Linked DNA regions of Homo sapiens: region 1 is linked to region 2. A link is a loop called in an ENCODE intact Hi-C map of the cell type or tissue named here. Cell type or tissue: heart right ventricle. All regions are shown on one strand. Links, peaks and the distances in the headings refer to the core of each region. The heading gives the core; the rest is flanking DNA.

The links. Peaks named below come from ENCODE experiments on the same cell type or tissue, not always from the same donor. Only the 100,000 strongest peaks of a DNase experiment are listed, where the experiment ranks them.
Region 1: it touches region 2 in a loop (9-fold over the local background); 10 of 110 quality-filtered maps call a loop at or near these places.

Annotation. Positions count from the first base shown.
Region 1 is chr15:77,937,327-77,953,371 of GRCh38, forward strand. It overlaps the pseudogene COMMD4P1. Among named protein-coding and RNA genes, the nearest start is that of TBC1D2B, 130 kb to the right of the region's middle. RefSeq lists enhancers at 7,101-7,395, 14,323-14,823. In heart right ventricle, for the core only: no CTCF peak of the experiment used is centred there; a DNase peak (open chromatin) is centred at 7,315; H3K4me3 peaks cover 1,183 bases; H3K27ac peaks cover 1,413 bases.
Region 2 is chr15:78,731,255-78,747,299 of GRCh38, forward strand. It overlaps the pseudogene LOC646934 and the pseudogene DNM1P37. Among named protein-coding and RNA genes, the nearest start is that of ADAMTS7, 72 kb to the right of the region's middle. RefSeq lists enhancers at 3,807-4,308, 8,205-9,184, 9,185-10,164. In heart right ventricle, for the core only: CTCF peaks have their summits at 7,118, 9,374 and 9,576; no DNase peak of the experiment used is centred there.

The DNA.
Region 1 (16,045 bases), core at 2,941-10,940, 800 kb before region 2:
GAAATGTGATCCCCAATGCTGGAGGTGCGGCCTATAATGTGAGGTGTTTGGGTCATGGTGGAGGATCCCTCATGAATGGCTTAGTGCCCTCCCCATGGTAATGAGTGAGTTTTCTTATTTTTTATTTTTTATTTTTTTATTTTTTGAGGCAGAGTCTCGCTCATAGCCCAGGCTGGAGTGCAGTGGCATGATCTTGGCTCACTGCAACCTCCACCTCCCAGGTTCGAGTGATTCAATGAGTGAGTTTTCTATTAGTTCACAGGAGAGCTTGATATCTCCTCTGTCTTGCTTCTTCTCTCACCATGCGACACGTCTGCTCCCTCTTTGCCTCCCGCCAGGAGTAAAAGCTTCCTGAGGCTTCACGAGAAGCCTAGCAGATGCTTGTACAGCCTGCAGAACTGTGAGGCAAATAAACCTCTTGTATAAATTACCCGGTCTCAGGGCCAGGAGTGGTGGCTCACGCCTGTAATTCCAACATTTTGGGAGGCCGAGGTGGGTGAATCACTTGAGGTCAGGAGTTCAAGACCAGCCTGGCCAACCTGGTGAAACTCTGTCTACTAAAAATACAAAATTTAGGCAGGCATGGTGGTGCATGCCTGTAATCCAAGCTACTTGGGAGGCTGAGGCATGAAAATTGCTTGAACTGGGAGGCAGAGGTTGCAGTGAGCTGATCACACCATTGCACTCTAGCCTGGGCCACAGGAGCGAAGCTCCATCTCAAAACCCTGTCTCTACTAAAGATACAACAAATTAGCCAGGCATGGTGGTGCATGGCTATAATTCCAGCTACTCAGGAGGCTGAGGCAAGACAGTAGCCTGAACCCAGGAGGCAGAGGTTGCAGTGTCCTGAGATGGTGCCACTGTACTCCAGCCTGGGTGACAGAGCTAGACTTCATCTCAAAAATAAATAAATAAATAACCCAGTCTCAGGTATTCCTCTAGAGCAATGCAAAGTGGACTAATACAGTGTCCACTGGACGTGACACTCAGGGAAGGGCTGGTCTTGACTCTGCCGTTAACAGTCAGACTATGACAGAGTTGTTCCCCTGCTCTGCCTCAGTTTGTCCTCTCTCAGCTGAGCAGGGCAGGGATAATTGCTTCTCATGTGGGCCACAGGACAAAACAAAGCCCTGAGTCCCACAGGAAGGTAGGTGGGCTATGTCCAAAGGAAGACAGACCTGGGGCAGAATTTTATGTTCCCAGGGTGGCAGAGGGACATGGAGAAGACGCCTCCTTCGTGGGCAAAGGAGAAGGGAAGATAAGCAGAGAGGCGCCAGACACCCGCCTCGCCCCCACCTCCCCCACCCCACACCAGGCCCATTCCCACTCAGCCCCCAACTCAGGCTGCACCATTCCCCTTACGGTCAGCGTGACTTCCCGGCCAAGCTGACAGAAGCTGACAGCTTGGATTCATCAGAGACAGCACGTAGCGTAGATGATATGCAGGACGGAAGTGGAGAGGGGACATGGGAGCCGTGGTGTCAGGTCTGGGGCTGCCAACATGGTACCTGCCCTGGCTGGTCCTCCCTGCCAGATGTGGCCTCTAATTCTAAGGTCTCTGAGTTCCAGGCCAGGACTGGAGCCAGACTCCCCTTGGGGACAGGGGACACAGTCCACATAGACATCACCTGGGTTTTGGGCAAAGCCAGCTGGACAAATGAATGAAAGGGGCCCTGCTGGAGGGTAAAACTGGGCCTGGACTCCTCAGACCTGCCTCTGGGACAGCACAGTCCCATCCTTCCAGTCAGACTCCTGAGCTGGAAGCCCACCCAGCCAGGGAGTGGGGAAGGGGTGGCCTGCAGTCTCCCTTGAGTCTGTAGCCCCTCCCACCCACGGGAGCTCCATAAAAAAAGATGCAGAAACACCACGTGCTCCTCCCAGCTGCTGGCTGCTTCCTGGCATGGCCTCCAGGACCCTGGATGAGTCAAGACGGGGCTGCCAGCAGCTGGGGGCAGGGGGAAGCTGGGTCCCCAGGGTGGATGCCTAGCAGGAACATGCAGGCGTGGCAAGTGATGGGCCCTCAGGGCTGAGCCCCTTCTGCCCAGGGGACCTTGGTGACACACCTGCTGCTGAGCTCAGCCCAAGGAGTAAGAGCCTGGTGCCAAGTAGCCTCTCTGCTTGCGAAGACAGTCCTGGGATCGTTACCCCTCTGCCCAGGGCTCGAGTATCCAGGCTGGGGAAGGGCCAGCAGTCAGAAAGAAGGGGGCCGTGGGTGTGGGTCCCCCAGCAGTCAGGGGCCTTGGTGGACCAAGCCCCTATGAGGGGCATGAGGGGGAAGGGAGACTGAGCTGTACCCCCTACCCTGAGATCTGTGGTACCAGGCTCCAGAGGGGGCCCCGGGGGGAGACCAGCATGACAGGAACTGCTACGATGCCTCTAGGCACCTACTCTGCAGGGCTGGGCCAGCCTGAGATTGGCAGCAGAGGGGTGGGCCAGGCACCACCAGGAATGAAGCTTCGTTTGGTAGAGCTGTGACCCTCTTCATCCTCTCCTGACCCCCAGCTGACCCTCGTCCTCAGATCTCTGCAGAACTTTGACCAAGTGGTGGTGGAGGAATTCCGGTGGGTCCAGGGTGGCCCTGGGTGACCCAGGGCTCAGACCAGCATTGTGGGGTTGAGGACAGGAGGCTGGAAAAGATGACCTCCCCTAGTCCCGCAAGGCTGCACAGCCCCCTGAAATCTGTGATAATCCTCTCAGCAGGCCGGACCCACTGACCGCCAGAGTGGGTGCCACCTTCTTCAGGGTGGCGCCAGCCCAGGCCGTCGTGTGGGACTGTGCACGCCAGGGCCTGCACACCCTGTGGGAGGCAGAGGGCGTCTTGGTAGACACGGTCATCACCTCCTTCCCTCTGCAGGCCCGCCTCCCTCTGTTCCTCTGCCTCCTCCCTTGGGCTCGCTGCCTCCACATGCCCTGATCTGAAGCCTGCCTCCCCTCCTCATGGAGCCCTCCAAGGTGCTCCTAGTCCCAGCTCTCTGGTCCCGCAGCAGCTTCTGGGCCCAGATTCTGTCTTCTTAGAAGTCTGGGAGGCAAAGCCCCGCCAGGCCATGGCCTTCTTGCTCTGCTCTAGGCACTCCCAGCCCCAAAGCCTCCAGCCTGCTGGATGCCTTTATCTCCAGCTATGCTGTGGCTCTCCTCATCCTGGGCCTCCTGCTCGTCACAGTTGCCCTTGTCCTGGTGAGTGTCTGGCTGGGCCAGGTCTCCTTCCTGAGTCGCAGGCTGAACCTTTGACGCCTTGAACCTTTGAGCCAAGCTGAGGGGTGAGCGGGCCCCTTTACACCCTTGATTCCCCCATCCAAGCTCAGCATCTCCTCATCCTCCAGCTGGGGCCGTGGGATTTGGGGCCAGAGGGTTGGGCCTGATCCCAGTGTCCCCGCCCTTCTTGTCAAAGTGCTAAACTTGAGGGCATGCCTTGGGTGCTGACTTTCCCAGGAACTCACAGCCAGAGAGGGCCAGGCACCAGCCTGAGGTCACACAGCCATGGGCTTCTTCCTTCCTAGACCCACAAGGATTGGACTTGCAGGGCTGGGACAAATGTGGGGTGGGAGAAAACAATGCCTTGTCAACCCACGCAGGGAGCCCCACTCCCATCCCCAAGGTGCACAAAGTCGAGAAACACCCCTGCTCCCACGTCCATGCTCACTCAGGGCCCTGCTCCAAGTGCTTGGCACTCACACCAGCCTCCTGCCCTCCATGCTACAGGTATCGGTCTCATTTACAGACGGGGAAATGGTGGCCAAAAGCCTCCCCCAGCACACACGGCTAGACCACACAGAGGTCTTAGGTGCAGCTGAGGGGTCCACAGTCTCTGCTGTCCCTTCTGCCACTCGTGCTGCCAGGGACCACGCTTTGGAGAGGGAGGAATGAGAGTGAGCTGGGTGCTCACACATGGGGCACGGGGGACTAAGGAAGGGTCAGCCAGGAGGAAAGGGCAAGGTCTGATCCTGTACGTACACATCACAGAGCGCGCGGGGTCAGGAGACCGAGGGCCACGTCCCGGCTCTGCGGCTGCTCGGTATGTGACTGCGGTTAAATTGTCTCCCTGGACTCTCCACGCACTTTGTGTGCTGCGTGCACCTTCTAGGATGAGCCTGGACCCTGGCTGGCCTCATACTTACTGCGTAGGCTGCAGACCCGCAAGTGCTTCTGCAAGGGGCTTTGCTTCTCCTCATAACAGCGGCACAGGCTGGCCGCGTGCTCTGGGGGTAGAATGGAGAAGCTCTGGAGGTAGCAGGTGGGGGCCTGGCTTGGGCTCCTGGCCCAGACAGGGCAGGGTACACCTCAGGGTCACAGGGCCTGTCCCCTCTCTAGCAGCCCTTGGCCCACAGGCTGCCCAGCTGCCCACCCACAACCCGTACCTTTGGGCAGCCCCAGCTGCTGCAGTTCACTGGCCAAGGATTCGCCATCGACACTGTGCTTGGCAGTTCCGGAGAGCATGAAACTCAGCACTGCCACTGTGGCCTTCACATCGCCTGACTCTCAGGGACCCATGCATGGGACAGGGGGTGTCACTGTGGGCCCAGCCACCCCCCTGTTGCCCTATTAACTTCAGCTCAAAGCCCCCAGGCCTCCTGGAGCCACAGGCACTGCTACTGCTCCACCAGGAGCTGGCAGAGGACAGGAAGGTGGGACTGTCAATGTCTTTCTTTCCCTCATGCTCCTCCACTAGGGAAGGCAGGTTAAGGATACTGCTGGGATGTGTGTGTTGGCGGGGGGTGGGGGGTGGGGGCGGGCTCTGTACCAGGCACCAGGCCGAGGTCCCAGGGTTGCCTGGGGCCTGTGAACTCAGTGGGGTGCTCACCAAACTTGGCATCAGCCGTGAGTTTCAGGATCTTCTTATACTATGGGGAAAGGAGACCTTCAGGCGGTGCCAGGCCCCTGCTCACCAGCCCCTCACCTACAGCCTGGATCCTGCAATAAGGAACAGACAGGCTGGAAAGAAGTATGGGAGGTGCCCAGAGAGGTTGCAAGGCCGGGTCACCCGTCTCCCTGGGCCTAGTGCAGTTTCAGGGCAGGAGGGGTCATAAGGGCATGGGACAATGGGGTGCTGGATCTTGTACTCACATCAATCCCCTGTCCCAGCAGCTCCTTTAGTACCTGGCTGCAGAGCAGCCGCAACTTCACAGAGGACTGGAAGGGAAGTCCTTACATCAGCCAGGCTGGCAAACCTCACCCCTCCTTCCTGGGGACTGGCTCAGAGCAGGCCAGCCACTGATCAAGGTCACAAAGCATGGTAGCACAGGCTGAGAGCACTGAGGCCCTAACCCCAGAGAAACCTCATCATCATCTACACCCACAATCCCCACCCCCAACACCCCTCCTCCACTCAGACTACACCCTGTGCACTCAACCATCTTGGCCAGCGTGCTGATCTCTGCCAGCACCCAGTCGGGACAGTCCAGATCACCACAGAACCAGAACCTCTGCAAGGGAGGGAGTCAGGTAATCAGGCTGGAGGGAAGGCTGAGGTGTGGCCAGGATCTGTGTGTCTCCCACACTGCTGCCCAGCAAGGACCCCTGGTCCCCATCATAGATGGACACCCTCTGGCCATTTGTTCTCCCCTATCACCAGGCTATTGAGTAAACTCTCTCCCTGACCCACCCTGCCACCAAACCCTGCTCTTTGGTCTACTCCAGGCATTCATCTGCTCAGCAAACATCAATTGAGCACCTTTCTTTGTGCTAGCTCCCACTCTAAGAGCTGGGGGTACAGCAGGAGATAAAACAAAGTCCTGTGCCTCACACAGATGAGTGACCTCTCTCCCCTCTTCCCCATACCCACACAAGTCCAGCCACTCCGGCTTCCCTGCTGCTGCTCCGGGACACCAGCCTTGCTCCCGCCTCCATGCCTGCTGCACTCTCTACGTGGCTTGCTATCCTTTATTTCATTCCACTCTCTGCTCAAGTGACACCTCATCAGACCAGCCCCTCTTTTTTTTTTTTTTTTTTAAAGATGGAGTCTCGCTCTGTTGCCCAGGCTGGAGTGCAATGGCACAATCCACAATCTTGGCTCACTGCAACCTCCGCCTCCCAGCTTCAAGCAGTTCTCCTGCCTCAGCCTCCCAAGTAGCTGAGACTACAGGCATGTGCCACCACACCCGGCTTTTTTGTATTTTTAGTAGAGACAGGGTTTCACCACGTTGGCCATGCTGGTCTTGAACTCCTGACCTCAGGTCATCTGCACACTTCGGCCCCTCAAAGTGCTGGGATTACAGGCGTGAGCCACTGTACCCAGCCAGGCCCGCCCTTCTTGATGATACTTCCTAAAATAGCCCCTCACACAAGGAAATTTTGGGGGCCGGTGGATATTTCATTATCTTGATTGTGGTGATCCAACAGTCAGGAAGATTTGGTCTTTACTTGTCCAGCCTCATCCTTCCCTAACCTGCAGATAATACTCTCTCAGCTATGGGAAATGCATTCATTCCTGGGGAGTCATGCTCTCTCTAACCTGAAGTCTCTGCACATGCTGTTCCCTGTCTGAAGACACACGCCTCCCACCCTTGCCTCCCAACCCCTGGTACACAAACTGTACTTCAGCCAGCCAGCTCCTGCCATCCATCCGCCTTTAAGGTTGAAGGCATCCTCAGGAAGCCCCCTTAGCACTACACACAAGGCGCAGTTAGGTCTCTGCCCCTGGAGCCTTGACTATGACTCCAATTCAAGGCTCCGATTTCCCCTTCCCTCAGCAGCTCAGGTCCTCCCAGTGCCTAGCACACTTCATGGTATAGACTAGGCGCTTAGAACGTAGGGATGGATGGACTGGATGGATGGATGGATAAGTCTCAACCCCAAAACTACTACTTTCTGACTCTGGAAACAGCGGAGGGGCTGCCTAACAGTGTGGAAGTGTGATCCTAATTCTAAGCGCGTTCTTGTCTAAGTCCCACAGCAGGGCTGGGGAAGGGAGTGTCCTTGGGAGGTCCTCTTGTGGCTGGGGAAGACCCGAAAGGACTCCCAGCTCCAGACAAGCCCTAGTTCCTGCCCCGGGAGGCAGGGGCCCTTCCTTTCCCCAGGGAAGCACGGGGACTCTAAGCCGGCCGGCCTGCGCTGTCTTACCCGCCCCGTACCCCCGCCCCTGTCTCGGGAGCGGAGTAGCGGTGGACTTTTCTCACGCCCGCACACACTGTTTGCGGAGAGGCCAGGGCAGACAACCTCCACCCGTTTCCGGAGCCACTGGCGCCCCCTCATTCCCGCTCCAGCAGCCCATGCCTCGCTTCACCCCTGGTGCCTCATCATCGCACCAGGAAGCCAGGGCCCGGGAATTTCTTTTTCCGGTCCGACAGGGTCAACTGAGTCGACGATCACTTGACTTGGACTAACGGCCTCTGGGAGGGCGGGGCCTGCTCGAGTGAGGCCGGGAGCGGACCGCAGCCCGCTGGAGGTGCCGGGGGCGAAATGCTGGCGTCTCCTCCTCCGTCTCCCAGAATCCTTCCCTGGAAAAAAACAGCATCCACCGTCAGTTTAACTGAGGACCGAATTAAGGCATTAGGAAAGACAGTGGAAGTTATTTCATTTGTTTAACTTAAGGGGGTAGGATCCCGGGAGCCAGGGGGATTCAGGTCATTGTCATGTTTTCCACTGTTAAGCGAATAGCATTATACACAGCTGCGGACTGTGGCAAAAGACATTTTAAAAACTATTGAAGTCTACTACACATACAGAAAATTGTACCTATTAGAAATATAAAGCTTAATAAGTTTTCATCAACTGTACACCTCACATAACCAGCACCCAGATAAGGAAATAACCAGATAACTTCTTCAAGCGCATGGGTATTTTATTTCATTTTGATGAATCGTCTAGGTGCCTAACAAAAAGGGCTGTCATAATTAACATGCTCAGGAAAACTCCCTACAGCTTCAACATCAACAGATGCTTAATTTTTGCCAGTCTGATGGGGGAAAAAATCGGTTGCTTAGGTTGCAGTGGTAGTCTGCTTACTGGTAGCTCTGAGCTAATGGTAGCCTGGAACAACTAAGTTTCCGACATTGACTTGCAGAGGCAAAAACAAAAAGACAAAACAACAACAAAAATACATCAGAGAATAAACTAATAACCAAAGAAGAAACTGAAGACAGTCATCCCTTAGTAACTTCAGGATATTGGTTCCGGGACCCCAGAGATACCAAAATTCACTGATGCTCAAGGCCCTGATATAATATGGCATAGTATTTGCATATAACCTATGCACATCCTTCCGTATATTTTAAATCATCTCTAGATTACTATAATACCTAATACAATGTAAGTGCTTTGTAAGTACCTGTTATAAAGTATTTATAACTTTTTGCTTTTTATTGTTTTACTTTTTCCAAATATTTTTGATGCACAGTTGGTTAAATCCAAGGATCTTGAACCCGAGGATGCAGAGGGCTGACCGTAGTTTGAACTCTCTCCTCAATTCCATGCCTATCCCATGCACCAGGTGCAGCTGGTTTTATTGCTGCAGGCTTTCAAGTTTTCAAAAGACAGCTCATGGCAAGTAAACTGCTCTATAGAATAGAAAGAAATGGAAAGTGTCCCAATTCATGGTAAAATTGAGCTCATTTCTGAAGAGTTCTTTTACAAGTCATAAGCACTAGCCTGTTGAAAACCACAGTATGTTAAGTTACTAGACTATCCTATACCATGTCAAAGAAAAACTTTAAGGACATAAGACCTGTAATCATAACACTTTGGGAGGCTAAGGCCGGTGGGTCGCTTGAGCCCACGAGTTCTAGACCAGCTTGGGCAACATAGGGAGACCCCGGTCTCTACAAAAAATTAGCTGCTTCTGCTGGTGCACACGTGTCGTCGCAGCTACCTAAGAGGCTGAGGTGGGAGGATCTCTTGAGCATGGGAGGTGGAGGCTGCAGTGAGCCATGATGTCGCCACTATACTCCATCCAGCCTGAGCAACAGAAGGAGACCGTCTCAGAAAAAAGAAAAAAAAATGGCTGGGCGCAGTGGCTCATGCCTGTAATCCTAGCACTTTGGGAGGCTGAGGCAGGCAGATCACTTGAGGTCAGGAGTTGGAGACCAGCCTGGCCAACATGGCAAAACCTGTCTCTACTAAAAAAAAAAAAAACAAATGAATTGGGCGTGGTGGCGGGTGCCTGTAATCCCAGCTACTCGGGAGGCTGAGGCACGAGAATCGCTTGAACCCGGGAGATGGAGGCTGCAGTGAGCCGAGATTGCACCGCTGCATTTCAGTCAGCTTGAGCAACAGGGTGAGACTCCGTCTCAAAAAAAAAAAAGGTAACTTTTACTTCATCCTATCAATAGGTTAAAGAAGAGTAAAATGGACAGATTTGGAAAACCATTTTTTATTTAAAAAGAGAAAATTAGGAACAGATGAAAACTGTCTTAAGAGTATTTGAGAAACAAAACAGCAAATTTAACATCAGACAAAATATCTAAATTGAGAAATAAAGTTAAAAGGTGGATGGTGTGCCCTTTTAATGTCATACTGGAGCATTGTTTCATAGATACTTGTTTTACTATTAAAGATTGACTATTTAGAGCAGTGGTCCTCACACATTAGAGTGCATCATCATCCCCTGCAGGGCTTGTGAAACCGGCTGCTGGGCCTCACACCAGAGTTTCTAACTCAGTAGGACTGAGGGGGGGCCTAAGCACTGCATGTCTATGTTCCCAGGTGACGCTGATGCTTCCAATTTGAGACCATGCTTTGAAAAGCAGTAGTGTAGGGAAATATACTACAGAATATGTTGTGAATATACTGGAGAATATGTATATATGTTAACTTACAGAATTCTGTCCAGTAGAAAAGATAACTCCCAAAGATGACATTTTTATTTCCCAATATGATTTTTTTTTAAGTCAGAATCTTGCTCTGTCGCCCAGGCTAGAGTGCAGTGGCATGATCTCGGCTCACTGCAGCCTCCACCTCCCGGGTTCAAGTGATTCTCCTGCCTCAGCCTCCCAAGTAGCTGGGACTACAAGCGCCCAGCACCGCACCTCGCTAATTTTTGTATTTTTAGTAGAGACGGGGTTTCACCATGTTGGCCAGGCTGGTCTTGAACTCCTGACCTCAGGTGATCCACCCACCTCGGCCTCCCAAAGTGCTGGGATTACAGGTGTGAGCCACCATGCCCAGCCTGCCTATAGGATATTAACAAGTTTTGTCTCTATCTCAGAATGCATTTCAGAATGCCCTTCCTGGAGCACTACAGACACTGTCTCTCAAAACGCTCCTCTAACTAGCTTCACCGTGTTGCTGACTCCCTTGTAAATTAAAGAAAATATCTTATACATATTCCTTCATTATCTGTATGAAAGTCAAGCTTTTCACATTGTGAAAATTATACTTCAGGCTGGATGCAGTGGCTCACGCCTGGAATCCCAGCACTTCGGGAAGTCGTATTGATGGGATCACTTGAGGCCAGGCATTTGACACCAGCCTGGCCAACATGTTGAACCCCATATGTACTCAAAAAAAAAAAATCAAAATTAGCTGGGTGTGGTGGCACACACCTGTAGTTCCAGCTACTTGAGAGGTGGAGGCACAAAAATTGATTGAACCTGTGAGGCAGAGGTTGCCATGAGCTGAGATCGTGTCACTGCACTCCAGCCAGAGCCAGAGCGAGACTCTGTCTCAAAGAAAAAATAAAATAAAAGAAAGAAAATTATACTTCGATACAGTATGCTAATATAAAGGATATGATATTGTTTGGCTCTGTGTCCCCATCCAAACCTCACCTTGAATTGCAATAATCCCCACGTGTCAAGGGTGGGACCAGGTGGAGATAATTGAATCATGGGGGCAGTTTCTCCCGTGCTGTTCTCGTGATAGTGAGTGAGTTCTCACGAGATCTGTTGGTTTTATTATAGGCTTTCCCCTTTGCTCGGCTCTCCTTCTCTCTCCTGCTGCCCTGGGAAGAGGTGTCTTCTGCCATAATTGTAAGTTTCCTGAGGCCTCCCCGGCCATGCAGAACTGTGAGTCAATTTAAACCTCTTTTCTTTATAAACTACCCAGTCTTGGGTATTTCTTCATAGCAGCATGAGAATGGACTAATACAGTGTACTAATAACAGCCCAGACAGTAGTATACAGGTACTACTATACTTTGATGCTAGAGGTATTCCCATTAAGGTCAGGAGCAGTATGCGCTATCATTACCATGATCTAACATTGTTCCAGAGGGTTTTAGGTCAGCAGTTCTCAACTGGAGGTGATTTTGCCGCCCTGGGGATATTTGACAGTATCTGAAATCACTTTGGCTGTCACACTGAGGAGTGCTGCTGGCATGTGGCAGGCGGAGGCTGGGGATGCTGCTAAACATCCTGCGAGGCGCAAACAGCTCCAGAACAGAGAACTGTCCAGCCCTAAACATCAACAGTGCTGCTGTGGAGAAAGCCTGGTCTAGACAAATAAAACATGGGAAATCCATTAACATACATGTGGGTGGATAATCAACTGGCATTTGCCAATGGCAGTCTAGCTAGGAGGTCCAAAAGGAGCACCTGAAGGACAGTTAGATTTTGCAGGGGCTGCATGGTGGCTCATGCCTGCAACCCCAGTGCATTGTGAGGTCGCATTGGGAATATCTCTTGAGGCCAGGCGTTCAAGACCAGCGTGGGAAACATAGACTGCATCTCTACCAAAAATAAAAAAATTAACCAGATGTGGTGCTGCGCTCTGAGAGTCCCAGCTGCTAAGGTGGGAGTATCGCTTGAGCCCGGGAGCTGGAGGCTACAGTGAGCTGTGATCATGCCACTGTACTCAAAAAAAATTTTTTTGAGACAGCGTTTTTCTCTGTTGCATATGGGGTCTTGCTGTGTTGCCCAGGCTGGTCTCAAACTCCTAACCTCAAGCAGTCTTCCTCCCTCCGCCTCTGAAAATGTTGAGATTACAGGTGTGAGCCACTCCCCCAGCCTTAAAAAATAAAAATAAAAAATTACAAGGTATTATGTGGCCCATTGAAAGATGTTGGAAAACAGTTGTGCATGTGACCCAGCTGTAACCAGTTATAAAAGTGTCAGGATCATTAAGAAATGTACTGTGTCTGGCTTTCCCAAGTTTGGGTTCCTGCTGAAGGAATGAGATGGACCTTTTCTTCCTCCCCTCCTCACCTCCCTGCAAGAACCAGGATTGTGCATTTTGACGGGCAGGCTCTTACCTCTGACAGGCCACAGGGGGCATGCAGAGCCTTTCTGCATGTGCTTTTTGGGCACTCGGATAAAGACCCCCTGTCCAGGCCTTTGTTTAGGATATTTGGCCCATGGAGAAATGAGGCTGGAATCACCTGGGAGGGATAGAGGCTTCAACTGGAAGGAGGAGTGACCTGAACTCCAGGTTGTGGGCCTACGCTTTGTTCCCATGCAGCACCTCGTTAGTGGTGACTGAGGCCTGGAAGTCAGGGGCCTTGGTGACCAAGTGTTGAGTGGACAGGAGGAGCTAAGGGAGGTGAGGGGCATCTCTCCAGTACTGACCCCTCCCCATGCCCAAATCAATGCCCTCTATCAGCTCAGACACAGCCCCACCCAGCAGCAGTGCGGGTCAGGAAGGGCAAATGCAGTCGGCACGGATCTGCTCCATAGTCTCCACCTCACTTCGTCTCGGGTTGAGGGGAGTGAGTCCCCACAGCACTGATATGATATCCTGTCAGCTGAGAACATCCAGCTTGATTTAGACAGATAAGGTGGGACATCTCTAGGGCATGGTGTGTGGAGCAGTGCCATCCCTCTGTGGCAGCGAGCCAAGCAATAAACCAGAATGTGCAAAACCTGCGTCCCAGAATCACCATTCCTGGAGGAAAAGCCTATATTGTCAAGATGCCCACAACTAAATTAACCCAAACATTCCACCCAGCCTCGAAAAACCAGTAGAACTTTGACATTAATACACTAACCCTCAGTTCTATACGGAAATGTGTAAGAATAGCCAAATAATGTAACGTGCGGTCATTGAGAGAGAGAAGCCCGTCAGAACAAATGGAACCAAGTCCAGAAACATGTTTGTCTAGGCGCAAGATGCCAGCATGTGTGTCAGCCAGGGAAGCAGACCAGGAGGAGATATTAAGATTTAAAACCCAGCTCTGTAGCTCAGGCCTATAATTTGAGCGCTTTGGGAGGCTGAGGTGGGAGAATCACTTGAGCCCAGGAGTTTGAGGCAGCAGTAAGCTATGATCGTGCCACTGCATTCCAGCCTGGATGACAGAGCAAGACCCCATCTCAAAAAAAAAAAAAAAAGTGCTCAGATGCACCCTTACATGAAGCCACCTTTGGCACAGCTTCCAAGACTGGCCAGGCCTCACTCAGGACCATGGGTCCCAGCCATAGCTCAGTTTCCACTGCCTGAGTGGCACAGAGTCCTCAGTCCAGTCTCTATTGGGTCTCAGATCCCCCGATCATGCCCCTTCTGCCCAACCTCTGCCCCATTATGGCCTCCACTGACCACAGCCTCTTCCACCTTCCCAAAGGGACCACTGCTCATGTTCTCCAGCCCACAGGAGTGCCTGCTTCTCCAGGCAGCCCACCCTGCTAGCTCTGGGCTCTATGTAGAAGAGCTGGGAAGGCTGGATCCCGCCACTGAGTTCAGTCTCGGGGGTCTCCACCCATGCTAGGCTTCCACTGATGGGACATAAGTGGCCTGAGGGTTGTTTACATCCACACAAGAGCCCCATGGTGACCAGGAATGGGGTTCTGAGAGGTTACATGACTTGCCCAGGGTCCCAGAGCTGGCTAGAATTCCTGCACTGCCACATTTGGGCCTCCCAGTTGGGGGTCCGGACACCCCTCTGCATCTACCAGGCTGAGAAACACGTGTCTGCTGCAGCTTCCTCCCAGTGACTTATAGCAGCTGCAAATTTTTGGGGGGCCTTCTACGGGGCCCACCACAGCAGGGAGCCAAGAACTCTTAACAGAGCCCTGTGTTCTCTCTCCGCCCCCTTCAGCTCCGAACTCATGTACTAGCTGCTCTGATGTAAAAACAGACCTTGGTGAGGATGTTGGGACTCTGGCCAGTAGCCCAGGCCTTCAGGAATCAGGTGATGTCAATCTGGAGAGGAGGTGCCTGCTGCGGGGAGCAAGCATGGGCCAGGGTCCTGGCCCCCTGCAGGGGTAGCCCCTCTTCCTTCCCATGGTCCCATCTGAAGGCATCCAGGGTAGAGTGCAGTGTTCAGCTGTGTCCTGGGGTCCAGGAAAGCCAAGGAGAAGTTGCTCCACCTGCTGTCCACCAGGTACCCCAGCAGAGAACAGCCTCAGCCCACCCCAGCCCAGCACCAGATCCCAGGGACTGATCCACCTGTAAGAGGGCAGCATGGGACTGCCCCCATTGCCCCCAGAGAGTCCCCTCAGTCATGGGCTCTGACCAGGGTGCAGGTGGGCCCAGCAGGCTGGCCCAGCATGGGTGTGGCTGCCCATTGGTCCTCTGAAGAGCCTCAGGGGCTTGTGGCAGCAGGTGTATGTCTGGGCTTGGAAGCAGAGGATGTCCCGCAGCCAGAAGGCAGGGGGCACTTGTTTTGCATTCCAGTCCTCTGCAAGGACAGGGACCCCAGGCTCTGGGCACCCCAGCTCTGCCCACCCTACACCCACAGCCTACCACCATTTGGCCCAGGCAAGTTGCCCCAGCTCCCACAGAGGGAGCCACCCTTCCCACCTCCTGATGTTTGCCCACCCCAGTCAAGTTCCATTCTGGAAAAACCCTCCACATCCTTGGGAAGGCACCTCCTCCTTGACTCCTTTCCAGTGCTATCATCCCCACGTTCATTTTCTACCTATCATTGGATGCAGAGACCCGCTTCTTCCCTGGGCCAGGGCTGCTCTGGAGGCAGGGAGGTTGTGACCAGGCTGTGGGGTATAGCAGAGCACCGGGTATAGACCAGACTCCCCAGGCACACCTGGGCAGAGAAGTCAGAGACCCACAGGTGAATGCCCCTCTTTCCAGCCCCACCCACCTCACAGGCAGAAAGAGGGAGGCTTCACAAGGAGGTTGAGGTAAATAGGGAGCCCGGGTCACCTCTGTCTGATCTCCTGCCCTCCTGGGACAAAGCCAGAGGTTGGAGCTGGGAGGTGTTGAGAGCCCTGGCCCAGCCCTGGTTTCACTGATGAGGCTCAGGGAGGGGCTGGGTCAGCCTAAGTCACTGGGTCCATAAGGAAGGGCCCTTTCCATAACCCAGGACCCTAGAGCTAGCCGAGGCCACATCCCTTTCCCACGTAGACCAAGTAGGGGCATGAACTGGCTTCTGGCTTCTAAGGCCGAGGCCCAGCACACCTCTCCCTCCCCTTGCCTGCAGCTGTTGTCACACATCAAAAGTGCTTTTTTTCCCCCAAGGTGCTGGAGGCGCAGCTCCTTGGGCTGGACCAGGTGGCCAATCCAAACAAGTCCTTGTGTGTCCCCCACCAGCCAGGAATTCTCATGCCATGCAGCAGCTGGGGGCACTAGGATACCCTGGGGGATTCCAGGGATGAGCCCTCCCTGAGGCTCCTACAGCAGCACTGCCACCCCCAGACCTGCCACCAGCTCCGTTTCCATGCAGCCTTCAAGAACCTGGCCCCTCACACACACCTGCCCCACTCCTCACACCTGGCTTTCCTGTGAAACGTGGAACTGGTTCCACCTGGGCCAGCTGGAGAAGGGCCTCAGGAAATCACCATTTAGGGGGTTCGTTCCAATCATTCATTCATTTATTCACCAAATACCCACTGTCCACCTTTCTGTACCAGGCCAGAGGTGATGGGTCAAGCAGAACACATGTCCCAAGGAGCTTTCCTCTCTTTAGAGACAGGCAGGTGGACTCTCACACCATGAGGTGCCCTCTGGGCTAGGGGGTGCCCAGGGCTGGATGCAGGGGCGGCCCTCGCCCACAGGAGGTGCTGGTGGGTACTGACGTGGAGGCCACCAGGGGGTGAGGGTGTCCAGACAGAGGACCTAGCATGTGCCCAGGCCCAGGGTGTGACCGGGGGCAGGTGCAGGGCTGCTGTATCTGGAAGGCTTCCTGGCTCTGCCAATGATAGGCTGTGGCTGGATCAGGCTTCATGTCAATTTTTAACATTTAATAAATTTTGATTATGTAACTAAACATTGTGATAAAAATTGTGAAA
Region 2 (16,045 bases), core at 4,885-12,884:
ACTGCCCTCTTTGCCGACTCTCTTCTCCAGACACCCCACTCCAATCCTTGCCACACATGCCCTGGGGTTGTCACCTCTCAGGGAAGCACTAGCCTGACTGGTTGTCAGGGGCCCCGTATTTCTGCCCTGACTCAGTCCCTAATTTGCTTTGAGTCTGGAAAAGCCACCTGTCCTCCTTGGGCTCATGTTTCTGGAGGAGGTAGAGCATCTCTCTGTTAGCTCTGAAAGTCTGAGATTTAAAGGCCCCTAGAATGGAAACCTGAGGGCCAAGGGCTCCTGTCTGTCCTTTTCCATCCTATATCTGCTGTGAAGAACCATAACTGTCCTGTATGTGCTCAGTAACTGTTTGTGGAATGAAGGCACCTTTCTAAATCACAAGCAGGCAGAAGGGTGGGCCTTTCTGAGTCTCCGTCTCTAGAAGTTTATGTTACTGTCCTTTTGAGAGAATCCAGATTCAGACTTTGAGTTCTGTGGCTGTGGGCAAAAACCAACAAAGACCCAAATCCTCTGTCTTTGGGAGCTTGAGGAGAGTTGACCAGTTCTTGCCATTGGTTCTGAGAACATTGCCTTTAAAATCCATTCCTGACCACTGCTTACCACTTCCTGGTCTGGGGAATGGAGTTGAGGGGGCCACCCTCAGTCACCTGAATTTGACTCTCCCCACAGAAACAGCAGAAGAAACAAGTGGAACATCAGCTGGAAGAAGTAACGTGATTTCTTTGCTCACAACATGACTGCTGGGTTTGGGGGGCACTCAGATGTAGAGGCGCCAATCTCGTCTCACCCACTCCCAGCCTGGGGAAGAAGGCTCACCCCTCAGATTCCACCCCATCCCCACAGGGTCCCTGATAACCTGGTCCCATGGGTGGGCCTGTCCTGGGGCATTGGTGGCATTCTGGGGGCATGTCTCTTGCTATGCCATGTCTGCCTCCCTGTGGTAAGAGCCCTGTCTTCCTCTTCCTATAGGAAAAGAAAGCAAATAAGGAAATACACAAAGCACAAACGGAGCAGTTAGAGGTGAGTGGTGGGTGGGGAGTTTTCTCCTGTCCTCCGGAGAATGTTTCTTTCCTTCTCTTTCAGCACTTGCTTGGCTTTTCTCCCAAACATTCAATTCCAGACAATCAACATCCTCACGTTGGAAAAGGCAGACTTGAAGACCACCCTTTACCATACTAAACGTGCTGCCCGACACTTCGAAGGTGGGAATCTGGGCATCCCGTCATCCTTCAACCTGGCACTTTGACAGGTCTTTAGGGGGAGTCTTTTGGCCCCCATCTCAACCTCTCTCATTACAGAAGAGTCCAAGGATCTGGCTGGCTGCCTGCAATACTCCTTACAGCATATTCAAGAATCGGAGCGGGCTCTCTGTGCTGTGTCTACACAGCAGCAGGAAGAGGACAGGGTGAGTCCGACCAGCTGCCCCATCCCCTGGCAGCCTGGCTTCCCAGATGGAGGAGTGAGCCTAAAGGTTCCTTCTCCAGGATGGAGTGTCCTGCCCAGAAGGCAGCATGGTCATTTCTCGCTGCTTTTGTGTATGGTTGTTAGAGGCAGCCTGGGGCTGAGTCAGCTGCTGTGGCTAATTTGGGGGGCACTGTTGGGAGTAAGCACTGGATGCAGAGCTCAGAGGCCAAGTTTCTGCCCTGCCCTTACCTGGTTGTGGCCTTGGCCAAGTCCTAGGTGGGGTATTTGGTACTTGTACTGTGAACAGAAGAGTACCTTTTGTATGTTACCATTTCTGTAGAGAGAGGAAAGGTGTGTGTGTGTACTATTATAAGATACATAAAATATGTCTGCAAGCATTCCTAAAAAACTCAGGAGAGAGTAACAGGGTGCCTGGGAGACACCTCCCTTCTGTACCTTCTGAGTTTTGGACTATATGAATGTATCATCCTTTCAAAAAGTGAACAAAAGATTAATTTTCCCCTTCCTATCTGTGCTCCCACCCCCAGCAAGAAAAATGGGCTTAGAGAATCAGATAGACTCGGGTGTTCAAATCTCAGCTCTGTCTAAGTGATCTTAGGCAAGCACTTAACTTCAAATACTCCATGTTTTTCATCTACACAATAGAGGTAATCCTAGTAACTGTGTCATATGGTGGTTGTGAGGATTAAATGGGATTGCTAGCATGGAACCTGGTGAAGCACTCCATAACGGTTCAAACAGTGGTAGTAATAACAGTAATAACAATAGCAATATTATCTGATCTCTCTGGGCCTCTGTTAGCCAGCTGTAAATTCGATCTCTTTCCCTCTCCCTTCCAACTTTACTGAGTTCTTTTAATAACCAGGCCACGGGCTTGGAAATGCCTTGACCTTTACTAACCGAGTTGTATATTGAGCCTAGCCCTAGCCCTTTTAAGGGGCACTGCCCGGGCTCCCCAGATCGAAACTTCTCACTCTTCACCCTCCAGTCCTCGAGCTGCAGTGAAGCGGTCCTCCAGCGGCGGTTACAGCAGACCATAAAGGAGCAGGCACTGCTGAACGCACACGTGACACAGGTGAGGCTTTGCAGAGGGAGGGATGTGGAAGGAAGATGACCCCAGGTGGCCAGGAGCAGGTGAGGACCAGTGACAGCCCTTCCTAACTTGTGTGCCCATTTCTTGCAGGTGACAGAGTCACTAAAACAAGTCCAGCTAGAGCAGGACGAATATGCTAAACACATAAAAGGAGAGAGGGCCCGGCAGCAGGAGAGGATGTGGAAAATGTCGGTGGAGGTGAGGTCTGACCCTTCAGCCCCCATCTTAGATAGGTCACTGGATCTTTCTGGGCATCTGTAGAATGGGAATAGTACAGCCAGAGGTGGTCATGGGTCTGGGCTTTGTGGAGATGGGGGCAGAGATGCAGATGGTAGCCTGTCCAGCCACCAGCCCCTCTCTCCAGGGCCCTTTCCCCTGTGCTTTCGGCAGGCTCGCACATTGAAGGAAGAGAAGAAGCGTGACATACATCGGATACAGGAGCTGGAGAGAAGCTTCTCTGAACTGCAAAACCAGATGGGTAAGATGGGGCTGGTGTGACCTGGGAGCAGGACTGGCATCAGAGGTCTGTGGGGGTGGCTTAGAATGCCCCAGGGAGGTGGGTGGATGGAAGGGCTTTGAGGCAGAGGGAAAGAGGTCTGTGCCAGCAGATGGCAAGTTTTGTCATCTCCATAGCCTCAGGGTCCCCATAAGCAAAGAGGGAGGAGTGCTCGTTGTCAGCCACCCACAGTGCTCTCTATGTGAAAGTGGCTTGGAAACTGGCTACCATCGGGTGCGAGGAATCATTAGCAGTGAGGCCATGGCCATGGGAAGCCTGAGAGGAGCTGTGCATCAAGAGGAGGGTTTTTTTTTGTGCGGGGGGTGGGTAGCGGGGGAAATCCAGAGGCTCTTATTGCCTGCTTCATTTCTCAGCTGAGCCCCAGTCCCCGGCACCCCCAGCAGGGACCTCTGAGTTGGAGCAGCTACAAGATGAGGCCAAACAGCTGAGGAAGGAAGTGGAGGGACTGGAGGGAAAGCTCCAATCCCAGGTGGAAAACAACCAGGCCTTGAGTCTCCTGAGCAAGGAACAAAATGAGAGGCTCTGAGAGCAGGAGGAGCGGAGGGTGCAGGAGCAGGAGAGACTGTGTGAGCAAAATGGGAGGATTCAGGAGCAGCAGAAGAGGCTGGGGGAGGAGGGTGAGAGGCTGCAAAAGCAGGAGCAGAGGCTATGGAAGCAGGAGGAAAGGCTGCAAAAGGAGGAGGAGCAGCACGAAAGCAGGAGGAGAGGCTGTGGGACCAGGAGAAGAGGCTGTGGGAGAAGGAGAGGCTACGAAAGCAGGAGGAGAGGCTCACACTCTCCCAGAACCACAAGCTCGACAAGCAGCTGGCCGAGCCACAGTGCAGCTTCGAGGATCTGGTGGGTTGCCCCACCTGGGGAGCCTGCCCTCATCCCTATCCCTCCAGGCCTTTGTTTCCCCACCTGTAAAACGGGGCAGTGCAGCCCTCACATGAAATGGTACTTCTAAAGGCACCTGTGAGCCAGAGCTCATCAGGCCCTCCTCTGATGGCTGTGGGGGAGAGGGGATGATTTTTCTAACCTGCCTCCACCTTTCCAGTGACATGGGAGGCAGACACCAAGTTCAGGGGTCTCCCGCTGCAGTGGATGGCCACTGATTGTTTCTGTCCAGAACAACGAGAACAAGAGCACACTGCAGTTGGAGAAGCAAGTAAAGGAGCTGAAGGAGAAGCCAGGCGAGGTGAAGGAGATGGTAACCTCCACCCCATCCAAGAAGGGCTGGGAGGCGGGCACCAGCCTCTGGGGAAGGGAGGTGCCAGGCCAAAGGCAGCTCCAGCTGGGGGGCAGGTGACCCCAGCACCCTCCAGGGCAGCCCTATGAATGTTTCTTGCTTCCTGCCCTCTGACTTTTAGAGGTGGGTAGCCCTGGGTTCCTCCCAGGTCTGGACATCATCCCCCCAGCTAGAGGCATGGATTCCCCCAATCGGGGGAAGAGACAGTGGTACAAGAGGCTCCTTATGCGGGGCACATTGGCTTGCACCTGTAATCCCAGCACGTTGGGAGGCTGAGGCAGGAGAAGCACTTGAGGTCAAGAGTTTGAGACCAGCCTGGCCAACATGGCAAAACCTCATCTCTACGAAAATTAAAACAACAATAAAAAATTAGCCAGGCATGGTGGCGCATGCCTGTAATCCCAGCTACTCAGGAGGCTGAGGCATGAGAATCGCTTGAGCCCGGGAGGTGGAGGTTGCAGTGAGCTGAGATTGCACCACTGCACTCCAGCCTGGGCCACAGAGTGACACTGTCTCAAAACAAAACAAAACAAAACAAAAAAGCCTCCTTAGATTCAAACTGGATTCCGACCTCGGTTCCACTGGTCACCATTCAACTACTGTTCATCTCTTAGTCTCTGTTTCTGTAACTTCAAAAGGAAGTTAGCATTTTCCTTGCAGAGGTGCTGAGGATTGAATGAGAGAATACCTGGAAAGCATTAGGCATGTAGCACACTTAGCAGATGGTGGTTGGCTCCCTCTGCTTTTCCACCAGTCTGTGGCCTACAGTTTAAATGGTGGGAAGAAGGACATGAGATCTGAGGCTGGGGAAGGAGGTATGGGGTTCTAGGCAAGGGAGGAAGCCTCTTAGGCCTGGAGCAAGGGAGCAGGGTCCTGGGCAGGTGACAGAGCCCCACAGTGCCCTAGCTACCCTATTAATGGGCCCAGAACCTGGAAGCCAGCCACCATGTGCCCTCATGCCCAGGGTCTTCCTGCAGGTGGAGATGAAGAGCCAAGAGTCTCAGAGTCTGCAGCAGCAGTGAGACTAGTACCTGGGTCACCTGCAGCAGTACGTGGCCACCTATCAGCAGCTGACCTCTGAGAAGGAGGCGCTGCACAGGCAGTTACTGCTGCAGACCCAGCTCGTGGACCAGCTGCAGCAGCAGGAAGCTTGGGGCAAAGCGGTGGCTGAGATTATAACATTTTAAAATATGAATACAGTAGTTTAAAACAAAGAAACTGGAGGAAGGAAAAGTAGAGAAAGAGATGCCAATTCAAGTCCAAACCTTTATTTGCCAAGTTTTCTTAGAATGACTTTTACCAATTGATGAATTCCTGTAAACAGAATGTATAATGGAAATACGGAAACTGCCTAAAGTGGGATTATTCACTGCTACTGTGATGCTACTGTAATGTAATAAATTATTAAATTGTTGCAAAGTGCTGTTTTTGCCTTAAAATTTTATGTGTCTTGAAAACTATAGTATTAAGAGTATTGAGACTGTGAAAATGCTGGGGACAGTTGGCATGAGATAATCAGTTTTTATTTTTATGAAATTGTAATGTAACTATGCAAGTGTGTTTATTAAAGGAACAAACTAAAAAGAAGTTACGGGAATTTTAAAAAGTTGTGGGATGAAAAAGTTATGGGATAAAAAATGCTGTGGAAAAGTTGTGGCAAAAGAAGTTGTGAAAAAAAGTAGAAAAATGTTTTATGAAAAGTATTTTAAAAAGTTATGAAAAGGAAGTTACGGGATTTTTTTTTAAGTCATGGGATAAAAATAAAAGCAGGTCTCTGTCGGCACAAGCCTGGAGAAGTGGGACTGGAGACTTCGCCCCCGCCATGGACCAACCACCCCTTCCCAGTCACCCCTTTACCATTAGGGTGGCAAGACAAGATCCCTGCCTAATGGGGGGAGATAAACAGACCCTTTGGCACCTGACCAGGGCTGAGTCCTTAAATTTCTGGATGATGATGATTGTTATTTAAGAGCCAGAGGCTGGCGGAGTTGGTTTGTTTGGAGGAGGCCTGATGGCCTCCCCTACTCTCACCAAAGCAACTTTTCCCTCAGGGGGCTCCCATCTTATTCAGAGAGGCAGCTGAGGCGGGACAGTGGGGCTAACTGTAGAGCAGGTGAGGGCTCGGGCTGCTGGGGTGGCCCCCCTTCCCCAGTGTACACATAGTATCTGTGTAACATTTTGTATATTCCGGGGGGTAGGGCCACCCCTTGTATCATACCTACCAGAGGCTGGAGCTGGCATATGAGGAGGAGGTTCTAATCATTATTTACGGCTGGGAAACTTATTTATTGATAGCATAGGACAGAGGAAGGAGGAGGGGATGGGGTCCTGGCTGCCTTGGTGATGTGACTCCTGTTTATTTTGCTTTCCATTTTGGAATAAATGGATTTAGCCATACTGCTCAGCCTGGTGGGTTCCCATTTCCCTCACTGGGTCCTGGAGTTTGCGCCACTGAATGAAGAGCCCCAGAGTGAGCATGTCCAGCTGGGCTGTTGGGGACCTTCCAGGCCTGTTACCTGTATGCTGCCTGGTGACACCTGGTAGATTGCATGGGGATTGCTATGGCGCCTATGGGGCACAGTCCGGCCCTGACAGCCAACAGGCTCAGAAGCCTGATCTAGCGGTGGCCGGGAAGGCAGATACGAGCACCCAAGGCCACTGACTTCCATTCACCCCAGTCGTCTTCGGTTCCGTCCCCTTGCCTCCCTCTCCTGTCTGCACAGGGTGGCCTGTTCTGTCTGGCCCTCTAGAGTGTCAGCTGCCCCGCAGGCTCCTCCAGGCTGAGTTCATGGTCCTGCCCCCTAGTGGCCAGAGCCAGCTTCACAGGATAAGAGCCAGCTAAGCTCCAGGGGCTTTCCAGGAAGTGTCCCTTGGAAAGGGTGTGGCCTTTTCACCGCTCCCAACAGCACCCTAGAAATGGCTTGGCTTTTTCCCTCCCCTCAGCTCCACAGAGAACACAGCCAGCAGAGGACACATTCCCCATCATCCAGAAATGGGTTTGATTCTCAGCCAAGGGACACCAGGGCTGGTAGAGACTGTCAGGCCACACAGCTGCCTGCACAGCACCCCCATGCTTGGTGGGGGGTGGGAGGGATGGCGGGGGGTGGGACGGTGGGGGGGTGGGACGGATGGCGGGGGCTGGCTGTCCACAGGCTGGGCATGACAGGCAGGCTCACTGGAGGTGGCACACTTTGGAGGGGCAGTGTCAGGGGAGACCTTCCTTTTGTTGGGCCACAAGACTCCACAAGGACAGCACGGTGACTGATTCCCAGTGCTAGAGGCGAGGTGGTCGGCCATATGTAGGTGTGTGTGTGTGTATATATATATATATATATGTATATTTATATATATATTTATATATATGTATATTTATATATATATTTATATTTATATATATATGAGTATTTATAGCTATTTATAGAACAAGGCAGGGGCATACCACAGAGGGGCCACAAGTTTTCAGCAATGGTCACACCTGGATGTGTCAGCTCACCACTACAACAGACTAAGTCACAGATGAAGGGGGCTGGCTTTGGGGCTGGGGAGCCACTGTCAAGTCACAGGACACCCGCCCAGGCAGGCTTGGAAAGGGAGGTCTCTGAGAAGAGGAGGATCTGTTTAGAGGTTGGAGTGGGGCTGGAGCTCTCAGGATGGGATGGACTTGCCTAACCCAATCAGTTGGCAGTTGGAGAAAAGCAGAGAGAAAATAGGAGAGAGAATAGCAAGCAGAGAGCTGGTGATGCAAGCGCAGAGCACGGGCATGTCGCAGCAGCTGTGGGAGGGCCGGGGAGGGGAGCGCGCAGGTGCGGGTGTAGCAAAGGTTCCTGGAAAAGAGGGGCTGGAAGGGAAAGGGGAGGAAGATGGAGGGAGAAGCCAGAGCTTCACAGGTAGTGCCTGGGGGCTGCGGCAGCCCTCCCCAGCTCACACACACTGGCCTCTCCCATGGCACCCAGGCAGTGCACCCACACTTCAGACCAATGCTCAGCCGCTTTGGGCTTCTCTCTTCTCTGGTCACCCTGCCTTCCAACCCACTGGCCCAGGGCCACCTCTTGCTTGGGGAGCCCCACCCAACAGCCACCTGGCCTGATAAGGAACACTGCTTGAACCAAAATGGTGAAGCTATAAGGGATGGATGGCTGGAGTGAGTACCAGAGGCCCCTCTGGTGGTGAGAAAGTCCAGGGTCCTCTGAAGGGACCCTGGGGAAGGCAGGGAGGGCAGGTAGCCGGATGCCACTGGCCATAGACTTATAAGTCTAAGAGGGGAGCCTCAGCTGGTTGCGGGGTGAGGGGGGCTGCAAGTTTCATAGCTGAGGCTGGGTCCTTCCTGCTGGGAAAAGCAGAAGAGGGAGAGTCCATGGCAGGAGAGGCAGGTGGGCTCGCTAGGCGGAGCTCAGCTGGGCCAGCAGGCACTGTGGTCCCCTTGGCTGAATAGCACAGGCGACCCCTAGGAGCAACAGGCCAAGGTGCGTGAGCCTGCTGGTCGGCGATAGTGCTTCAGTGGGGGCCAGGGACCCTGCCTTCAGTCACACGCTAGCAGCTGCGGTGGTACCTGGCAGGGAGGGAAGGGGGCTGTGTGTCCCTGCCTGGCCTGTGAAGTGTGTTGTGGGATGACCGTGTGTATGGGACTCTTAAGGTTTTATCCTAGATCACCAGGGATTGCCAACAGATAGAGGAGGTGGGACCCTGACTATCACCCCTCCTCTGCAGTGGGTTTGACTCTTGACACTCCCAGGCTGGGATCTGGATACCCTGACCTGGCAGCATGACTCAGACTGCACGACAGGTACAGCGTGCCCAGGATGACGTTCCTAGACCTCTAGCTGCCTCAGAGTCCAGCCGCACACACAACCCCGTCCAAGCTCCCAGCCCCTACACCATAAATCATGAGCTCTCTGCCCTCTCTGATGACTACAGAGAGCACCCATGTCTGCCAGCTTGGGCATGGAGACTGTTCCAACAGCCCCCAGGCTCAGCCATGGAGGCCTTGGGCAGTGGCGCTGAGTCCCATGGCTTGCAGGGAAGGGAGGTGAGAGAGCCAGCAGCACGAGGACAGAAAGAGGAAAGAGCAAATCTGCAGCTCCAGAAGGGAGGGGCAGGGAGCCTGGATCTGAGGTCCCAGGTGCGCCCCCGTGTGGAGCCGGTGCAGCGGGGCAGGAACACCGTTCATGGAGCAGGCGGTGAGGCATGTACCTACCATGGCTGATGCTCCTCAGGGACCACTGATAGTGATTCTGAAAGCATCAGATCAACATGACAGGTCACACGCATGGGTGGGGCAGGCCTGGGGTTGGGGGACACACACACACGCACATGCCGGGGTGTGCACACACATGCTATGAGGCCCCACAGCATGCACAGCCGGCATGCACACGCTAACACACATGTCCACAACACGCATACGCCTCCTTCCCCGCCACATCCTGGTACCCAGCACCCTCACTGGCTGGCACGTGCAGCACAGATCTGGGGTGTGCAGCCACTTGGCACACTGAAGCACACATGTGAGCAGAGTCACAACACAGAAGCTCACCCAAACACAGAGGTATTTGCACCAGCTCCCTGCACACTCATGCCTGGCATGCTCAGAGGACCACCGGTGCTGCTCATGGAGACAGGGCTTGCTCGCTAATGTTCAGCTGTCATTTATTTACCTCAGGTCAGAGAGTCTGACCCACCTGAGAGCCTTCCATGGCTCCCTATGGCCTGCAGCATTGAGCCCCAAAAGTCAAACTCTTCGGACTTTGAAGGTCTTCCACCCTATGCCCCACCCTCCCCACAGATGATTCTGAGGATGGCGGGAGAGGTCAGCTGTGACTCTTTTGCTCAACTGTTGGACAAGAGTAGGCTTGAAGTTGATAATCTCTATTCCTCTCCCGGGTAGTGCTTCTCAAACTTCAAAGAGCATAGGAATCACCTGGAAATCTTGTTAAATGCAAATTTGCTTCAGCTGGGCTGGGTGAGATTGCCAGTCCGTATGTCTAACAAACTCCCAGGTGAGCCAATGCTGCTGGCCCACTGACCACCCCCTGGGTAACAAAGCTCTATGGTTTTAATTTGCATTTCCCCAGTGGTTAGTGTTGAGGATCTATTCATGTGCTTTAAGTTAACTCATTTTTAAAACCTAAATAAATGTACTTAAAAAGGAAACTTTTGCTATAGGAGGCCAAGGCAGGTGAATTGCTTGAGCCCAGGCATTCAAGACCAGCCTGAACAACATGGTGAAACTCCGTCTCTACAAAAAATAAAAAAAATCCAGCATGGTGGCATGTTCCTATGGTTTCAGCTACTCAGGAAGTGAGGCAGGAAGATTGCTTGAGCCTGGGAGGTCGAGGCTGCAGTGGCTGTGATTGCACCATTATACTCCAGCCTAGCTGACAGAGCAAAACCCTGCCTTAAATAAATGAATAAAAAGAAACTTGTGGTTAGTGGTTCTCAAAGTGTGGTCCCTGAGCCAGCAGCATCAGCATCCCCATCAGCTGAGAACTTGTTAGAAATGCAGATTCTCAGGCGCCACCCCAGACCTCCTGAATCAGAACCTCTGAGGCGTGGGTTCAGTGACCTGTGGTTTAACACGCCCTCCCGGTGAGAATCGGTCTCATTCACTACAGATAGAAGGAAATGGTTAAAATCAATTCATCCGCATATCGCCTAAAATCCTCCTGTGGGCCCCAGGTTGGCACAGCACACTTTTGGGCAGGAGCCCCACTCACAGAGGCCGTGACAAGAATGCTCCTGCCCCTGGGGTTGTGCAGTGACAGCTCACACAGCTCCACGTGGCGGTTCTGAGTTTGGGAAGCGCTGATGTAGTCCTACTGCAGCCCTTCCTGCCCTTCACCGGACTGAGGAAATCCAGGCTCTGAGGAGGGCGAGACTTGCCCTAGGTCACCCAGCAACATGGTCAGTCTCCTTTCCCAGGGCCCTCACAATGCGTGGCCTGTTTAAAGCCTGCCTCTATTCACTGCTGAGTGAAAAATCCAGCTTCAAAACAGAATATGGGGAAGGATACTATCTTGTGCAACTTAAGTTTATAGCTGCAGATACATGAGAAAAAAAGTCTGAAAATACTGTTGAAGTAGTTACTTGGGGAGAGAAGGGGTTTGCTGGTTTTTGTGTTTTTAACTTTTATATTTCACAATTTTTATCACAATGTTTAGTTACATAATCAAAATTTATTAAATGTTAAAAATTGACATGAAGCCTGATCCAGCCACAGCCTATCATTGGCAGAGCCAGGAAGCCTTCCAGATACAGCAGCCCTGCACCTGCCCCCGGTCACACCCTGGGCCTGGGCACATGCTAGGTCCTCTGTCTGGACACCCTCACCCCCTGGTGGCCTCCATGTCAGTACCCACCAGCACCTCCTGTGGGCGAGGGCCGCCCCTGCATCCAGCCCTGGGTACCCCCTAGCCCAGAGGGCACCTCATGGTGTGAGAGTCCGCCTGCCTGTCTCTAAAGAGAGGAAAGCTCCTTGGGACATGTGTTCTGCTTGACCCATCACCTCTGGCCTGGTACAGAAAGGTGGACAGTGGGTATTTGGTGAATAAATGAATGAATGATTGGAACGAACCCCCTAAATGGTGATTTCCTGAGGCCCTTCTCCAGCTGGCCCAGGTGGAACCAGTTCCACGTTTCACAGGAAAGCCAGGTGTGAGGAGTGGGGCAGGTGTGTGTGAGGGGCCAGGTTCTTGAAGGCTGCATGGAAACGGAGCTGGTGGCAGGTCTGGGGGTGGCAGTGCTGCTGTAGGAGCCTCAGGGAGGGCTCATCCCTGGAATCCCCCAGGGTATCCTAGTGCCCCCAGCTGCTGCATGGCATGAGAATTCCTGGCTGGTGGGGGACACACAAGGACTTGTTTGGATTGGCCACCTGGTCCAGCCCAAGGAGCTGCGCCTCCAGCACCTTGGGGGAAAAAAAGCACTTTTGATGTGTGACAACAGCTGCAGGCAAGGGGAGGGAGAGGTGTGCTGGGCCTCGGCCTTAGAAGCCAGAAGCCAGTTCATGCCCCTACTTGGTCTACGTGGGAAAGGGATGTGGCCTCGGCTAGCTCTAGGGTCCTGGGTTATGGAAAGGGCCCTTCCTTATGGACCCAGTGACTTAGGCTGACCCAGCCCCTCCCTGAGCCTCATCAGTGAAACCAGGGCTGGGCCAGGGCTCTCAACACCTCCCAGCTCCAACCTCTGGCTTTGTCCCAGGAGGGCAGGAGATCAGACAGAGGTGACCCGGGCTCCCTATTTACCTCAACCTCCTTGTGAAGCCTCCCTCTTTCTGCCTGTGAGGTGGGTGGGGCTGGAAAGAGGGGCATTCACCTGTGGGTCTCTGACTTCTCTGCCCAGGTGTGCCTGGGGAGTCTGGTCTATACCCGGTGCTCTGCTATACCCCACAGCCTGGTCACAACCTCCCTGCCTCCAGAGCAGCCCTGGCCCAGGGAAGAAGCGGGTCTCTGCATCCAATGATAGGTAGAAAATGAACGTGGGGATGATAGCACTGGAAAGGAGTCAAGGAGGAGGTGCCTTCCCAAGGATGTGGAGGGTTTTTCCAGAATGGAACTTGACTGGGGTGGGCAAACATCAGGAAGTGGGAAGGGTGGCTCCCTCTGTGGGAGCTGGGGCAACTTGCCTGGGCCAAATGGTGGTAGGCTGTGGGTGTAGGGTGGGCAGAGCTGGGGTGCCCAGAGCCTGGGGTCCCTGTCCTTGCAGAGGACTGGAATGCAAAACAAGTGCCCCCTGCCTTCTGGCTGCGGGACATCCTCTGCTTCCAAGCCCAGACATACACCTGCTGCCACAAGCCCCTGAGGCTCTTCAGAGGACCAATGGGCAGCCACACCCATGCTGGGCCAGCCTGCTGGGCCCACCTGCACCCTGGTCAGAGCCCATGACTGAGGGGACTCTCTGGGGACAATGGGGGCAGTCTCATGCTGCCCTCTTACAGGTGGATCAGTCCCTGGGATCTGGTGCTGGGCTGGGGTGGGCTGAGGCTGTTCTCTGCTGGGGTACCTGGTGGACAGCAGGTGGAGCAACTTCTCCTTGGCTTTCCTGGACCCCAGGACACAGCTGAACACTGCACTCTACCCTGGATGCCTTCAGATGGGACCATGGGAAGGAAGAGGGGCTACCCCTGCAGGGGGCCAGGACCGTGGCCCATGCTTGCTCCCCGCAGCAGGCACCTCCTCTCCAGATTGACATCACCTGATTCCTGAAGGCCTGGGCTACTGACCAGAGTCCCAACATCCTCACCAAGGTCTGTTTTTACATCAGAGCAGCTAGTACATGAGTTCGGAGCTGAAGGGGGCAGAGAGAGAACACAGGGCTCTGTTAAGAGTTCTTGGCTCCCTGCTGTGGTGGGCCCCGTAGAAGGCCCCCCAAAAATTTGCAGCTGCTATAAGTCACTGGGAGGAAGCTGCAGCAGACACGTGTTTCTCAGCCTGGTAGATGCAGAGGGGTGTCCGGACCCCCAACTGGGAGGCCCAAATGTGGCAGTGCAGGAATTCTAGCCAGCTCTGGGACCCTGGGCAAGTCATGTAACCTCTCAGAACCCCATTCCTGGTCACCATGGGGCTCTTGTGTGGATGTAAACAACCCTCAGGCCACTTATGTCCCATCAGTGGAAGCCTAGCATGGGTGGAGACCCCCGAGACTGAACTCAGTGGCGGGATCCAGCCTTCCCAGCTCTTCTACATAGAGCCCAGAGCTAGCAGGGTGGGCTGCCTGGAGAAGCAGGCACTCCTGTGGGCTGGAGAACATGAGCAGTGGTCCCTTTGGGAAGGTGGAAGAGGCTGTGGTCAGTGGAGGCCATAATGGGGCAGAGGTTGGACAGAAGGGGCATGATCGGGGAATCTGAGACCCAACAGAGACTGGACTGAGGACTCTGTGCCACTCAGGCAGTGGAAACTGAGCTATGGCTGGGACCCATGGTCCTGAGTGAGGCCTGGCCAGTCTTGGAAGCTGTGCCAAAGGTGGCTTCATGTAAGGGTGCATCTGAGCACTTTTTTTTTTTTTTTTTGAGATGGGGTCTTGCTCTGTCATCCAGGCTGGAATGCAGTGGCACGATCATAGCTTACTGCTGCCTCAAACTCCTGGGCTCAAGTGATTCTCCCACCTCAGCCTCCCAAAGCGCTCAAATTATAGGCCTGAGCTACAGAGCTGGGTTTTAAATCTTAATATCTCCTCCTGGTCTGCTTCCCTGGCTGACACACATGCTGGCATCCTGCGCCTAGACAAACATGTTTCTGGACTTGGTTCCATTTGTTCTGACGGGCTTCTCTCTCTCAATGACCGCACGTTACATTATTTGGCTATTCTTACACATTTCCGTATAGAACTGAGGGTTAGTGTATTAATGTCAAAGTTCTACTGGTTTTTCGAGGCTGGGTGGAATGTTTGGGTTAATTTAGTTGTGGGCATCTTGACAATATAGGCTTTTCCTCCAGGAATGGTGATTCTGGGACGCAGGTTTTGCACATTCTGGTTTATTGCTTGGCTCGCTGCCACAGAGGGATGGCACTGCTCCACACACCATGCCCTAGAGATGTCCCACCTTATCTGTCTAAATCAAGCTGGATGTTCTCAGCTGACAGGATATCATATCAGTGCTGTGGGGACTCACTCCCCTCAACCCGAGACGAAGTGAGGTGGAGACTATGGAGCAGATCCGTGCCGACTGCATTTGCCCTTCCTGACCCGCACTGCTGCTGGGTGGGGCTGTGTCTGAGCTGATAGAGGGCATTGATTTGGGCATGGGGAGGGGTCAGTACTGGAGAGATGCCCCTCACCTCCCTTAGCTCCTCCTGTCCACTCAACACTTGGTCACCAAGGTCCCCGACTTCCAGGCCTCAGTCACCACTAACGAGGTGCTGCATGGGAACAAAGCGTAGGCCCACAACCTGGAGTTCAGGTCACTCCTCCTTCCAGTTGAAGCCTCTATCCCTCCCAGGTGATTCCAGCCTCATTTCTCCATGGGCCAAATATCCTAAACAAAGGCCTGGACAGGGGGTCTTTATCCGAGTGCCCAAAAAGCACATGCAGAAAGGCTCTGCATGCCCCCTGTGGCCTGCCAGAGGTAAGAGCCTGCCCGTCAAAATGCACAATCCTGGTTCTTGCAGGGAGGTGAGGAGGGGAGGAAGAAAAGGTCCATCTCATTCTTTCATCAGGAACCTAAACTTGGGAAAGCCAGATATAGTACATTTCTTAATGATCCTGATACTTTTATAACTGGTTACAGCTGGGTCACATGCACAACTGTTTTCTAACATCTTTCAACTGGCCACATAACACCATGTAATTTATTTTTTTATTTTTATTTTTTAAGGCCAGGGGGAGTGGCTCATGCCTGTAATTTCAACATTTTGAGAGGCTGAGGCAGGAAGACTGCTTGAGGCCAGGAGTTCGAGACCAGCCTGGGCAACACAGCAAGACCCTGTATGCAATGGAAAACAACCCTATTTCAAAAAAAATATTTTTTGAGTACAGTGGCTTGATTACAGCTCACCGTAGCCTCCAACTCCTGGGCTCGAGTGATACTCCCACCTCAGCAGCTGGGACTCTCAGAGCACACCCCCACATCTGGCTGATTTTTTAATTTTTGGTAGAGATGTGGTCTCACTATGTTGCCCAAGCTGGTCTTGAACTTCTGGCCTCAAGAGATCCTGCCAATGTGACCTCACAATGCACTGGGGTTGCAGGCATGAGCCACCATGCAGCCCCTGCAAAATCTAACTGTCCTTCAGGTGCTCCTTTTGGACCTCCTAGCTAGACTGCCATTGGCAAATGCCAGTTTATTATCCACCCACAT